2 separate regions of the Mus musculus genome follow, and region 2 is linked to region 1. A link is a contact called in ENCODE Hi-C data. All regions are on one chromosome and are shown on one strand. Each heading gives the region's core, a stretch centred on a gene start or an enhancer-like site at or near the end of the contact. The rest is flanking DNA. Distances are from core to core; before and after follow the strand shown.

What was found. Hi-C counts contacts between places; a loop is a spot of excess contacts on that map.
Region 2: a loop to region 1 is called in a map of T-helper 1 cell, with 1.8 times the contacts of the local background. The contact joins the promoter of Cyp2d34 here to the promoter of Cyp2d12 in region 1. A Hi-C loop is called at or near these places in 3 of 37 maps with a recorded cell type or tissue (T-helper 1 cell, T-helper 17 cell and T-helper 2 cell).

The regions. Positions count from the first base shown.
Region 1 is chr15:82,552,067-82,558,807 of GRCm38, reverse strand. Cyp2d12 (cytochrome P450, family 2, subfamily d, polypeptide 12) reads right to left here and starts at 3,719. Exons shown (of 9, transcript NM_201360.2): 1 at 3,473-3,719; 2 at 2,436-2,607; 3 at 2,012-2,164; 4 at 1,772-1,932; 5 at 974-1,150; 6 at 649-790; 7 at 269-456. The coding sequence starts at 3,661.
Region 2 is chr15:82,616,700-82,623,440 of GRCm38, reverse strand. It overlaps Cyp2d34 (cytochrome P450, family 2, subfamily d, polypeptide 34), which reads left to right and starts at 2,534. Exons shown (of 9, transcript NM_145474.2): 1 at 2,534-2,772; 2 at 4,339-4,510; 3 at 4,779-4,931; 4 at 5,022-5,182; 5 at 5,809-5,985; 6 at 6,168-6,309; 7 at 6,506-6,693. The coding sequence starts at 2,584.

The DNA.
Region 1 (6,741 bases), core at 2,470-4,969:
TCAGCCCCTAATCCTCTACACCCTGCAGGGTCCTGTAACAGATCTCCCATTGGTGGCCTACCCAGCAACCATCCCTGTGTGCAATGCTCCATAAAGTGCCCTTTGGTCATTTTCTTTGCCATTTCTCTTTCTTGAGGACTCTCAAAGGCTGCAGCCTGCGTGGACTCCTGTTCTTGTGAACAAGTTACAAATGGGATGTAGTGGTGTTGGTATCTCCTGCCCTTGTAGGATAGTGATCATGATGAAGTAGTATCAGGCCCAGGCCTACCTTGGGGATGAGGAAGTCCTGCACTTCAATGTCACGACTTGTGATGCGTGGCAAATGCAGTGGAACAATGTCCCCAAAGCGCTGCACCTCATGAATGACAGCATTGGTGTAGGGCATGTGGGCCTGGTCTGCCATCTCTGGATGCCTCACCTGCCCTATGACCTCATCGATTTCTTGTTGGACTCTGCCTGGAGGGACAGCATTACCTCAGTGAAACAGTCACAAGGGACTTCCCTGTCTTACAATCATGTTAAGGGTTGAGGCCATGTCAGAAACACCAGTGAGCAGCCCTGGAGTCTGGGTTGAGGTAGCACTGGTAGCCACAATCAACTGACTGGGGACTGTGCCTCTACCTCCCTCCCATCCTCAGTTAGGCTCACGCTGCACATCTGGATGCAGGATCATGAGCAGCAGGGCCCAGGACAGTGTGGTTGAGGTGGTCAGAATCCCTGCAGTGAACAGGTCTATTACCACCATGCGCAGGTTCTCATCATTGAAGCTGCTCTCAGGATTTCCCTTGGCCTGGGCCACACAGAAAGGATGGTCTCAGTAGGGAGAGAAAGTCCCAGATGGCCTCCCATTGTCCCCAGGGCAGCCCAGGTGCTGAGTCACTTGGTGATGCACAGAACCCTACCCATCTGGCCTCACAGCTCATAGGACATCAGCCCACAGTCCCTAGCTAAAAGTCTTGGAGCTGCCAATTGCCTTCTCTATCTCTGCCAGGAAGGCATCAGTCAAATTTCGGGGTGACTGGGCAGGGTCCCAAGTGGTCCTGTTTTCAGTCAACAGGTTATCCACTATGGCGATGAAGGACTTCTGACTTTGCAGGAACTTGTCAGCCAGCCTTGGGATGTGCAGGAGTATCGGGAATGTGTTAATAACCTGTGAGAGACACGGGGGAAGTCTCAGAGGTTCATCTTCATAAAATTAATTATTAGTGAATCATAATCATGTATGGTGCTTATAGGGCAGAGTGTATGGAAGCAAGTGATAGGACAGTGTGTAGAGTCAATTGTCTCTGTTCCACATGGGTCCCAGACATCAAACTGGGGTCAGCTGCCTTGCTTTGCCAGCTCCTTACCCACTCACCATTTTACTGTCTGCTCCGTGCTAGTGATGCTCGGTATCCACCTGGACCAGTCTCAGTTGCCAGCCTCCCTCACAACAGACACAAAGCCTGTTTGTTCCCACCTGTCCCCAGCTTCCTATACAACTGTTAAATTTGAAGAGCCACCTAAAGGTTCTCTCAGCACCAGGTGAACAGAGGAATATTCTACCCTGGCCATAAACACAGACTTTTGGTGTTCCATGCAAATAGAAGGCCCAAGTTCTCTCCCTTTGTGGAAATCCTGATCTTAGTCCACTTCTCCCCTCATGTTCTCAAATAGTTGTCAACAGGCATATCCTTCTGTAGTTGAACCCAAGAAGGCCTCTCCCACAAACTTGGCACAGGGAAGACAGACTGCACAAAAGTGGTTCTGTAGGCTGCCCTGAACCTCCTACCTCAGGAATTAATCCAGAGAGTTCTGTCAAACTATCTTCCAGTACTTTCAGCATCCTGATGAGGTAAGGGTCTTCATATTCAAAGCGACGGGCAAAAATGAGAGATGCAATCACATTGCACGTAGCTTTTTTCAGCATGGTGTTGGGATTGATGTACTGCCCTGGAAGTGGAGATTCAAGCAAGTCAATGGACTGCCCATGTATCCCTGTGCCCAACTACATCCCTCACCCATCACCCACCAGCCTGAGTAGTGAAGGCATCACAGAGGTGGCCGGCCTCCTTGATCACCCACTCCTCCAGAGATTTCCTGCCCAGGCCAAAATTGCGCAGAGAAGACAAAGAGAATCGCCTCTGCTCTCGCCACTCAGGTCCATAGGGTGCAAAGATCATACCTGCAGACACATCTGTGTGTAACCAAGAATGTCCAGATGTGCTGTCTCCTGCTCTCATCAATTCTCCTCTCCTCTGTGTTCTGTCCTGGCCATGAGCCTCTTAAAACCTTGCTATCACAATCCAGTGCATGCCTTCTGGGTAGTCCTCCTGGTTTTCAGTGACTCTGCTGTGAATTGCTTGACCACATCCCCACCCACATTCATAACCTGTGCTTCCTCAGCTTATTCCCACACGTCTGAACCCAAATCCACCATCCACACAGCCCTTTACCTTGGGATCTGGGCTTGAAACCAAGATGCTCAAAGATGGGCACTGGAGGGCGGTCAGCAGTGTCCTCTCCACAGGTCAACAGCACTTCCTTCATTGCCTTCATTCTGTTGATCACAACCATAGGCTTCCAGGCCATCTGTAGGCTAAACACGTCACCATAGCGGTTTTGAAGCTGAAGTAGAGGGACAAAGCACATAGGAAGTAGAGGTGCCCACAGATCATAGAACCAGGCTCACTGAATAACAATGTCAGTGTGAGAGAGTGCAAGGCACTTTCTATGTGTGTGAGTGCACATTTGTGTATGTTTACACATACATGTTTGTGTGTGTGAATTTAAGTATGTGTGTATATGTGTATGTGAGTCCATGCATCTAGCTGTCTCTCTCTGTCTCTCTCTCTGTATTTGTGTGTGTACATGTATATTTGTATGTGTTCTTGTTATTAAACTTTGGTCCTCATGTATCCTGGGAAAATGCTCTTCCCTGAGCTCCATCCCCAGCATAAGGCTGCCTACCACTGTGGTGTCTTATTTTTAAGTTCAGCAAAGTAATCACAGTAGATGTGACACCCCAGTGGTGACCTTGCCAGAGCCAGAAACTGTCCTGGGTTCTTTAGCATGTCAACATTCACTAAGAAACTGGTTTCTCAGGATGGGCAGTGAGGCCAGAGAGCACACAGCAGCAAGAGATTCAGGCAGCCACAGTCCCTCTCTACACTCTGTGTCCTGACTGTCTGTGGTGGTAGACCTCACAGCAGGCAAAGACCTTGTTTTTGACAGGGCCATAATGGACTTGGGATCTCTATGGCTGCTGCCCTGTATAAACACACTAAATCCTGCTGTCACATCCTGCTTCATCTCCTCGACTTTTTCCCCATAAACGTTTGCTCTAGGTACTCCCAGTGGCTGCTACCAAAACATTTCTAAGCCTGTTCCCTCTTGGGGGGTCTATATCCCAGTCTGACCTGTAGTTCAAACCCTACTATGTGCCACTAAGGACACCATAACTTCATATACCATCCATCGCTAAGTCACTCACCTTGTACAAGCTGTATGGCATATTATTTAGGTCTACCTGCAGCAGGTTACCCAGCACAGGCCATGGCACAGGGCCTGGTGGGTAGCAAGAAGTCCAGCTCTGGCGCCGGTGCATCAGGTCCACCAGTAATATGAAGATGACTGTGAATATGGCCACAGACCACAGGTCAGTCCCAGTCAGCAGCTCCATGACTGCCCCACTGCTTCCCAGGCTTCCCAGAGACCAATGAAAAACGCTACATCAAACACCTAGGATCAGGATCCTTCTGCCTTATAAAGGAGTGCCAGGGTTGCCCTTTGTCTTCTGTGTCCTGCCCCAACCCAGTGTTTTGTTTGACCTGGTGTAGGGAGGAGCCAGTGATGTTTAGTTTCTTCCAGAAGCTGCTGATTCTGCTGGGCTGAACATGGAATGCAGATGTCTAGTGGACTCCTGCTTCAAGATGGATGATCTGATCATTCTGTGCAGAAAATTCATTGTTATGCTACCCATGCAATTCTTTGAGGGCTTGAGGTGTTGGGCAGTGGGTGTGGGGGAAAAGAGGGAGTGGGAGAAAACCCCCGTCCCGCCAGAGTTCCGGTGCTCTGGTTGGTCAGACATGGAAGGACTGCCACTTGCTTTATATGCCACCCCAGGTGGGTGTCTGGTTGTAGGAAGCCAGGGACCCCAGCTTGGTGGATAGTGTGAACAAGAGGCAGTAGTAGGTAACAGGTTCTCGGTCTTGGGCATCTCACACTGGATACTGTGGGAGTGCTGAGACAAATGGGGGTTCTGAGGGTGATTCAGTCAGCCCCAGGCCGAGGAGAGGTCAGGGGGAGAGGGGGGTGAAGGGTGGTTCCCACACTGGAAAGAGTCCTTGGTCGTGCCCATGGCTGGAGCACAGGAAGCCCTTCCAGAAGGAGGTTAAACACAGCTCCTTAGGGGAAAGCCTATCCCCTGGTTCAAGCATGGCAGGCCTTGAGGATCAAAGACAGTCTATGGTTTTAGAGCTTTATTGTAGAAAGGCAGGGTGAAAGAGAGAAGGTAGAAAGAGAGAGGGAGGCTGGCAATGGCCACATGGAGAAAGCAGGGGCAAGGGAGAGAGAGAAGGAGGGCTAGAGAGGAGAGTAAGAAAGGTGAGAGCTAAGGAGAGCAAGGAGGGGCCAAGCAGCTCCTTTTATAGTGGGCTGGGATATCAGGTAACTGTGGGGAGGAGTATACCTGGCTACAGTCAGGTAACTTTAGTTGTGTGTGTGTGTGTGTGTGTGTGTGTGTGTGTGTGTGTGTGTGTGTGTGTGTAAAGTCTAGCCAGAATGCCAGAAGCTTGGGACATTCTCTGTGTGACTTATACTCAAAGAATTTTGGAGTTGAGGACTCTGTGGTGTCAGGCACCTGTCTCTGGGAATGTGACTCAGTGTTCTATTCCTTGTAGAGTTTTCTACTGGGTTGCCAAAGCAAGCCTCATTCAACCAAAATAGGCTGCTTATCACAGTCCTACATTGAGGATACTGCCTCAAAGAGGAATGAAACCTCCTAGATCTTCATGAAGCACTTTGTTGGCAGGAAATGAGGATTGACTGGCATCCTGTCAATGGCTTCTGTGTGTGAGAGATCAGTGGAAGACTGTCTCCTGCAGTTGAGGGAAAGAGGATGAAGCCCCTAAGGGCAAAAGAAGGCCAGTCAGGGAGGGAAGCTGGAATCCTTGAGGACGAGTGTGGGCCAGTGGTGGGAAGGCAGGTAAAGCCACTATTGAAAAGTGAAAGGTAGTGGTGCGAAGGCAGCTAAAGGCTCTGTTGATTAGTGAGGGGCAGTGGGGAAGGCAGCTGGAGCATGTGCCATCTTCACTACAGGTCTGTGGTCATCCAGTTGATCAGGCAGCAAGACATAAAACACAAGATTTCTCAAACTCAGCCTGGGAAGCTGAGAAATGATCTGAGAATCTTGTGGGCAGAGGTTGGCTAGTGTTGGTTAGACTTTCATCCCTGGGAGGTTACTGTACCCCTCATGGTGCAAGGCCACTTCAGGACTGTGATCCATTACCATAGTTTTCTCTGGTTAGAGCTTGTTCCTTAGGTGATTATGTTAGCCTCTATCAGCAGACCTGGGAGACTAGTTCCCTCCTTAGTTTCAGTGGTTCGAGTACTCTCTGCTGGCAAGCTCTCCTCTTGCAGGGAAGGTGCCCAGATATTTGGTGTTCGAACCTGCCTCCTGGTAGAAGTTTTTTTCCACTCACTAGAGGTCTTAAGATCCCGTGGAGGGTCCTGTGAGAACCTTGGGAGTGTTCAGAAACTCTGAGTGCAAGGAACCCCGGTGCTAGACTGGACTGGAAGGGATTTGTGCCCCTGATCAGGCCGGCTTATCTGCTTCCCTAGTTAATTCAGTCTCAGGTCCCACACGATTGGATTGGAGCAGACACTGTGTTCCACTCACCAGGGGTCTTAAGATCCCGTGGGGGATCCTGTGGATGTCTTTGGGGGTGTCCGGAGACTCCCCGGGCAAGGATCCCCGGTGCTGGAGTCAATCCCCAACATTTAAAGCTTGTTGAATAAGAGCAAAATCATGTAAGAAAAGCGTTTAGAGAAATCAGCTAACAAAATATCATCCCTATAATGTATAATATACATAGAAAGATGCAAAGTCCTAACTTCTTGTATTGAAGCAACAAACATTTTTTTTTTAAACATAAGACAGGGTTTTTAGCCATTCCTTCAGGCAAAACTATTCCAACAATATCTATTGCTTAAGTGACAAGCACACTAAATACAAACCTTTTACAATCATCAAGATGCAAAGAAATACTATAAAACGAATGTTTTAAATCTGCACCAATTTTATACCTACTTTTTGGAATCGCAGAGCAGGAGATCCCATACTTCCTTTAATCTTTTATAAATCTTGCAATAATCTCCACTTCCTTGATTTTTTCTCAATTAAAAATATGGGTGATTAAAATCTTGAGATATGATTGAATTGTAAAAAGTAGCTAATGGAACATTGGCAGTTTGACTATAATTTTAAAGTTTCTTCTCCAATATTAAAGCATAACCATAATTTTGGAAAGCAAAACCAAATGTTAACAGTGTCTGCTCTTTCTAAAATGAATAACAAGTTCATAAGTATCATGTTACAAAGTTTGGTTTCCAGTTCTTATATATGAATGCATGACTGTGCAGCTTCTAATATCTAATTATTTTAAATCATATCTTTTATGAATCCGGTTTCTAGGACAAGAATTATATAAAATATTATTCCAATTTAGGGATATCTCTAGAGTCTTTTTTCCCTAGGTTGGC
Region 2 (6,741 bases), core at 1,285-3,784, 66 kb before region 1:
ATTGTTTAGCATGGAGGTTAAGTCAAAATATTTACAATTCCTGCGTTTTGTTACCTATCAAATGTGCTTCTCACGTATTGATTCTATGGTTTGTGGTTTCATAGGTACCAGCCCATGGGAATGGACCACAGACCCACTGTGGCCTCACACCATGAGGGGTACAGTAACCAATCAGAGAAGAAAGGATCACCAACCCTAGACAACCTCTGCCATCCTTTGCCCAAACTAAGCTTTCCTAAGGCTGCCCTCAAAAGTCACAATCATCCCAGTGAGCCACATCCCACTTTCCAGGATGCTTAGGGATAGACGGAAGACCTAGTGGTGGCTTTGAGATTCACTACTGGTCTTCATTTTAACAAAATGAGGCAAATCAAAGGCAGTAAAGAGGATAAACAATGCACAGGACAGAGTCCAGGAGAAATCTGCCCAGGTTGGATCTGACCTTTTCCAGTGAAGTCCAAAGGACAGCAATCAAGTATCTGTTGATATGTGTGCAGAAAATTGCAAACCTGGGAGCACTGCTGTCTTGGTGCAGCAATACTTGATGGCCAGGGATTCAGTCCCTGCTTCCCGTTGTGGACAATGCACACCTATGCTGCTGAGATGAATATGCAGACTCCAGCCCACCTAAAGTCACATGATCCTGACAGATAAAAGTTGGTCACATGGCTGAGAGGACATGGACTGAGGATGAAGGGAAGAAGATAGTAGCAGCAGGCAGAGGGTTAGCAGAACATCCAAGCCTCTCTTAAGAGCTAGATATAGAGAGGAAACCCATTACAGCACAGTGTGTTACATCCCTCACCTTTCTGTGCACTTACCTCACAAGGGCTCACTTACCTGATGTAGGAAAATCCAGCCTGAGTCAGCCCATCCCCCACTGGGGCCAGCACCCTGTAAGCACCACTGCTTCTCTTAGATAATGGCATGTATGACACAGACAGGTAGAGGTGAGAGGCCAAATGTGTTGTCCGAGCACTGACACGCAGGTTAAATCATAAGGCACCAAAAGTTACCCTTGAAGGGCCTGGAGCAAACCATGAGGAACCCAGCAGCCTGATTCTGTCAGTGACCTGAGCAAGCTGTCTCCCTAATCCCCTTTCTAATCATGATCCATGCTGGTGTCCTACCTCCCATACAGGTGTCCTTTCAGACCAAATTGGGGCTCATGAAAGACCCTTGTCTCTGCCCCAACCTATGGTGCCATTCTATAGAACTCTGTTGGGCAGGGCTATGAATCATGGACAGGAAGAGGAAACAGGCTTAGAGGCATCAGGCCAGCAATCTGCATAGAGTCCCACACAGGCTCCCGTGACACACAGGTGGTCAGTACAGGGGTGGCATCTACCTCAGAGAGGAGGAGACCCATGTGTAGTCATTACTGTGGGGCTGCAGGGTATGGTCTCAGCCATGCTCCTGCCTCCCTTCTGCCACACTAAAGGTACAATAGAGAGAGTCTGAACTTTGATCTTTAGAGGTCTAGATCCCCAACAAGAACTGGGACTGAGCCTCTGCTGACCCTAGTGAAGGTGAGCTGCTATGTGCTGAGTGCCCTGCAGTGCCCAGCACACAGGTGCCATTGTTTGAAGGCTCAGAAGTCATCTTTCTTTTTTCCTCATGGCTGTTCACCCTGACCACAGGCCTCTGGCATGAGGAAGAAAACTTCTATTTATCTCCAGGTAGAAGACTGTTCCCAGGTGAGATTTACCCCCCCCCCCAAGAAACAAGGGGTGAATAAGAAACAGAGGCCAGCATGTGACATGTCCCTGTACCAAATTAGTGGCATGCAAGATTCTCAGATCACTTCTCAGCTTCCTCAGACTGGGTCTGAGAAATTCTGTGTTCTATGTTGTGGTGTCTTATCAACTGGATGACCACAGACCTGCACTGAAGATGGCAATGCTTCAGCTGCCTTCCCCAACTGGTCCTCACTTAACAAGGACTCTAGCTGCCTTCCCACCACAACCTCTCCCTTTCCCATAGGGCCTCTACCTGCCTTTCCTCACTGATCTTCACTTGCCCACAGGGATTTCAGCTTCCTTCCACCACTGCCCTAGTTTTGCTCATAAAAGCTCCAGACTCTTCCCTTCAACTTCAGGAGACAGCTTTGCACTGCTCAGAAACCCACAGAAACCATTGACTGGATGCCAATCAACCCTCATGCCCCCCAACAAAGTGCTCCATGAAGGTCTAGGAGGTCTCATTCCTCTCTGAGGCAATGTCCTCAAGCCCTCAAAGATTTGCATGGGTAGCATACCAGATGAATTTACTGCACACAACGATCAGATCATCCATCTTGAAGCAGGAGTCCACTAGACAGCTGCCTACCATGTTCAGCCCAGCAGAATCAACATGCTCAGCTCCTGGAAGGGACTGAACAACAGCGGCCCCTCCCTACACTTGGCCAAGCAAAACAAAGGAATGAGGTTGGTGGTAGTAGAGGACAAAGGGCAACCCTGGCACTCCTTTATAAGGTGGCAGGATCCTATCCTTATAAAGGAAGCTTGGTGCTTCCTGATCCTAGGTGTTGTATTGAGTGTTGGTCATTGGCCTCTGGGAAGCCTGGGCAGCAGTGGGGCAACCATGGAGTTGCTGACTGGAACTGGTTTGTGGTCTGTGGCCATATTCACGGTCATCTTCCTGATTCTGGTGGACCTGATGCACCGGCGCCAGCACTGGACTTCTCGCTACCCACCAGGCCCTGTGCCATGGCCTGTGCTGGGTAACCTGCTGCAGGTGGACCTGGATAACATTCCATACAGCTTGTACAAGGTGAGTGACTTAGTGGTGGGTGGTATATGAAGTTATGTTGTTTGTATCAGCACATAGTAGGGGTCGAGCAACTGGTCAGACAGGGAACTGGGCCCCCAATTTTTTGGTGGCATCCACTGGGACTTTCTAGGGCAATAGTTTTGGGGGATAAATTCCAGGTGGTGAAGCAGGATGTGATGGCAACGTTCAGTCTGGTTGGACGAGCAGTAGCCATAGAGGTCCCAAGGCCCTTATGGTCCGTACAAAGATGAGGTCTTGGGCTGCTTTGGGGTCTACTGCCCATCTCAGTTAGGACACCGAGTACAGAGAGGGTTTGTGGTTGCCTGAATATCTTGCTGCTGTGCTATCTGGCCTATCAAAGAACCAGAATTTCTTCATGCATATTGACATGCCAAGGGATCCCAAGACAGTTTTCTGGCTCTGGCAAGATCACCACTAGGGTGTCACATTAATATAATTCCTTTGCTGAACTTAAAAGATAAGACACCACAGTGGTAAGGATCTTCAGATTGGGGATAGGGCTCAGTGAGGAGCAGTTTCCCAGGATATTTGAGGAGCAAGGTTCAATAACAAGCAACACACACACACAAATACACATGTACACACACACAGAGACACACATGGAAACCCATACACATATGAATACATACTCACATTCAAATATACAAACATGCATGGGTAAACATACACAAATATGCACATACAGACTCAGAAACTGCCTGTGCATGCTCACATTTTGACAATTGTACTGGCTGTTTTTACGTGTCAACTTGACACAAGCTGGAGTTATCATAGAGAAAGGAGCCTTGAGGAAATGCCTCCATGAGATCCAGCTGTAAGGCATTTTTCTCAGTTAATGATCAAGGGTGGGAGGGCCCATTGTGGGTGGTGACATTCCTGGGATGGTAATCTTGGGTTCTTTAAGAAAGCAAGCTGAACCGGGCATGGTGGTGCACGCCATTAATCCTAGCACTCAGGAGGCAGAGGCAAGCAGATTTCTGAGTTTGAGGCCAGCCTGATCTACAAACAAAATGAGTTCCAGGACAGCCGGGGCTATACAGAGAAACCCTGTCTCGAAAAAGAAAACAAACAGAAAGAAAGAAAGAAAGAAAGAAAGAAAGAAAGAAAGAAAGAAAGAAAGAAAGAAAGAGAAAGAAAGAAAGAAAGAGAAAAGAAAAAGAAGAAAGAAGGAAAGGAAGGAAGGAAGGAAGGAAGGAAGGAAGGAAGGAAGGAAGGAAGGAAAGAAGGAAGGAAGGAAGGAAGGAAGGAAGGAAGGAAGGAAGCTGAGCAAGCCAGGGGAAGCAAGCCAGTAAGTAGCATCCCTCCATGGCCTCTGCATCAATTCCTGCTTCCTGACCTACTTGAGATCCAGTTCTGACTTCCTTTGGTAATGAACAGCAATGAGGAAGAGTAAGATGAATAAACCCTTTCCTCCCCAGCTTGGTTCTTGGTCATGAAGTTTTGTGCAGGAACAGAAACCCTAAGACAACAATGGTTGTGCAGTGAGCTTAGTTCTATGGTCTGTGGGGACCTCCACTTCCTATGTTTTCTGTCCCTCTTCTTCAGCTTCAAAACCGCTATGGTGATGTGTTCAGTCTGCAGATGGCCTGGAAGCCCGTGGTTGTGATCAATGGACTAAAGGCGATGCAGGAAGTGCTGTTGACCTGTGGCAAGGACACTGCTGACCACCCTCCAGTGCCCATATTTGAGTACCTAGGTTTTAAGAGCAAATCCCAAGGTAAAGAGCTGTGTGGAGGGTGAGAGCTTTGGAGATATGGCAATGAGCCAAGGAAGCATGGGGCATAAATGTGGGTGGGAATGTGGTCAAGCAATTCACAGATAAGTCACTGAAATCCAGGATGACTACCCAGAAGGCATGCGCTGGATTGTGGTGACAAGGATTTGAGAGGCTCATGGCTAGAACAGAACCCAGAGGGGAAGAGAATTGATGAGAGCAGGAGACAGCAGATTTGGGTATTCTTGGTTACACACAGATGTGTCTGCAGGTGTGGTCCTTGCATCTTACGGGCCCGAGTGGCGAGAGCAGAGGCAATTCTCTGTATCCACCCTGCGAAACTTCGGCCTGGGCAAGAAATCTCTGGAGGAGTGGGTAACCAAGGAGGCCAAACACCTCTGTGATGCCTTCACCGCCCGGGCTGGTGGGTGATGGGTGAGGGATGTAGTTGGGCACAGGGAGACATGGACAGTCCATTGACTTGCTTGCATCTCCACTCCATCTCCACTCCCAGGGCAGTCCATCAATCCCAACACCATGCTGAACAACGCTGTGTGCAATGTGATTGCATCTCTCATTTTTGCCCGTCGCTTTGAATATGAAGACCCTTTCCTCATCAGGATGCTAAAAATGCGGGAAGAAAGTTTGAAAGAAGTCACTGGCTTCATTCCTGGGGTAGGGGGTTCAGGGCAACCTATAGGGCCAGTGCTGTGTGATCCATCTTCCCTGGAGGACGATGTATGCTAAGGCTGTGGGAGAGGCCTTCTGGAGATCAACTGCAGAGGCTATGCCTGTTGAAAACTGTTCCATGAAAGGAGGGGAGAAGTGGACCAAGATCAGGATTTTCAGAAAGGGAGAGAACCTGGGCCTTTTGTTTGCATGGAACAGTCTGTGATTATCGCTGGGGAAGAATATCCCTATGTTCATCTGGGGCTGAGAGAGCCTTTAGGTGGCTATTGGAAATTTAATAATTGAGGAGGAGGCAGGTGACTGGTGGGGACAGACAGGCTCTGGGTCCTTTGTGAAGGAGGCTTGCAACTGAGTCTGGTCCAGGTGGATACCGAGCATCACTAGCACTGAGGGGCCGGCCAAATTAAATGGTGCGTGGATAAGGAGTTTGCCAAGCAAGCCTGCCTACCCAAGTTCGAAGCCTGGGACCCATTTAGGATAGAAACCATTGATTCTACACATTTTCCTATCACTTACTTCCACACATGGTGGCATATGAGTACCATTCATGATCATAATTCAGTAATAATGTTATGAAGAGGAACCTCTGAAACTTCCTGTGTCTCTCACAGGTTCTTAACACGTTCCCAATACTCCTGCGAATCCCAGGGCTGGCTGACATGGTCTTCCAAAGTCAGAAGACCTTCATGGCCATACTGGATAACCTAGTTACTGAGAATAGGACCACCTGGGACCCTGACCAGCCACCCCGAAATTTGGCCGATGCCTTCCTAGCAGAGATACAGAAGGTGATTGATAGCTCCAAGAGATATAACCAGGGGCTGTTGCCTAAGGTCCTGTGAACTGTGGCCTGTAAGGATTGGGTCCTATGAATCATCAAGGAACTCAAGACCTGGGCTGCCCAGGGGACAATGGGACACCATGTGGGACTCCCTCTCCCTACTGAGCCCATCCTTTCTGCCTGGCCCAGGCCAAGGGGAATCCTGAGAGCAGCTTCAATGATGAGAACCTGTGCATGGTGGTGAGTGATCTCTTCACTGCAGGGATGGTGACCACCTCAACCACACTGTCCTGTGCCCTGCTGCTCATGATCCTGCATCCGGATGTGCAGCGTGAGCCTGGCTGGGGCTGGGAGGGAGGTAGAGGCACAATCCCCAGTGAATTGAGATGCTTGTGGCTCCCAGTGCTAACTCAACCCAGACTCCAGTGCGGCTCACTGGTGTTTCTCACATCACCTCAGCCCTTACCATGGTTGTAAGACAGGGAAGTCCCTATGACTGTTTCACTAAAGGGATGCTGTCACGCTAGGTAGAGTTCAACAGGAAATCGATGCAGTCATAGGGCAGGTGCGGTGTCCAGAGATGGCAGACCAGGCCCGCATGCCCTACACCAATGCTGTCATTCATGAGGTGCAACGCTTTGGGGACATTATTCCATTGAATATACCACGCATCACAAGTCGTGACATTGAAGTCCAGGATTTTCTGATCCCCAAGGTAGGCTGGAACCTGTTACTATTTCATCATGATGACTATCAAACAAGG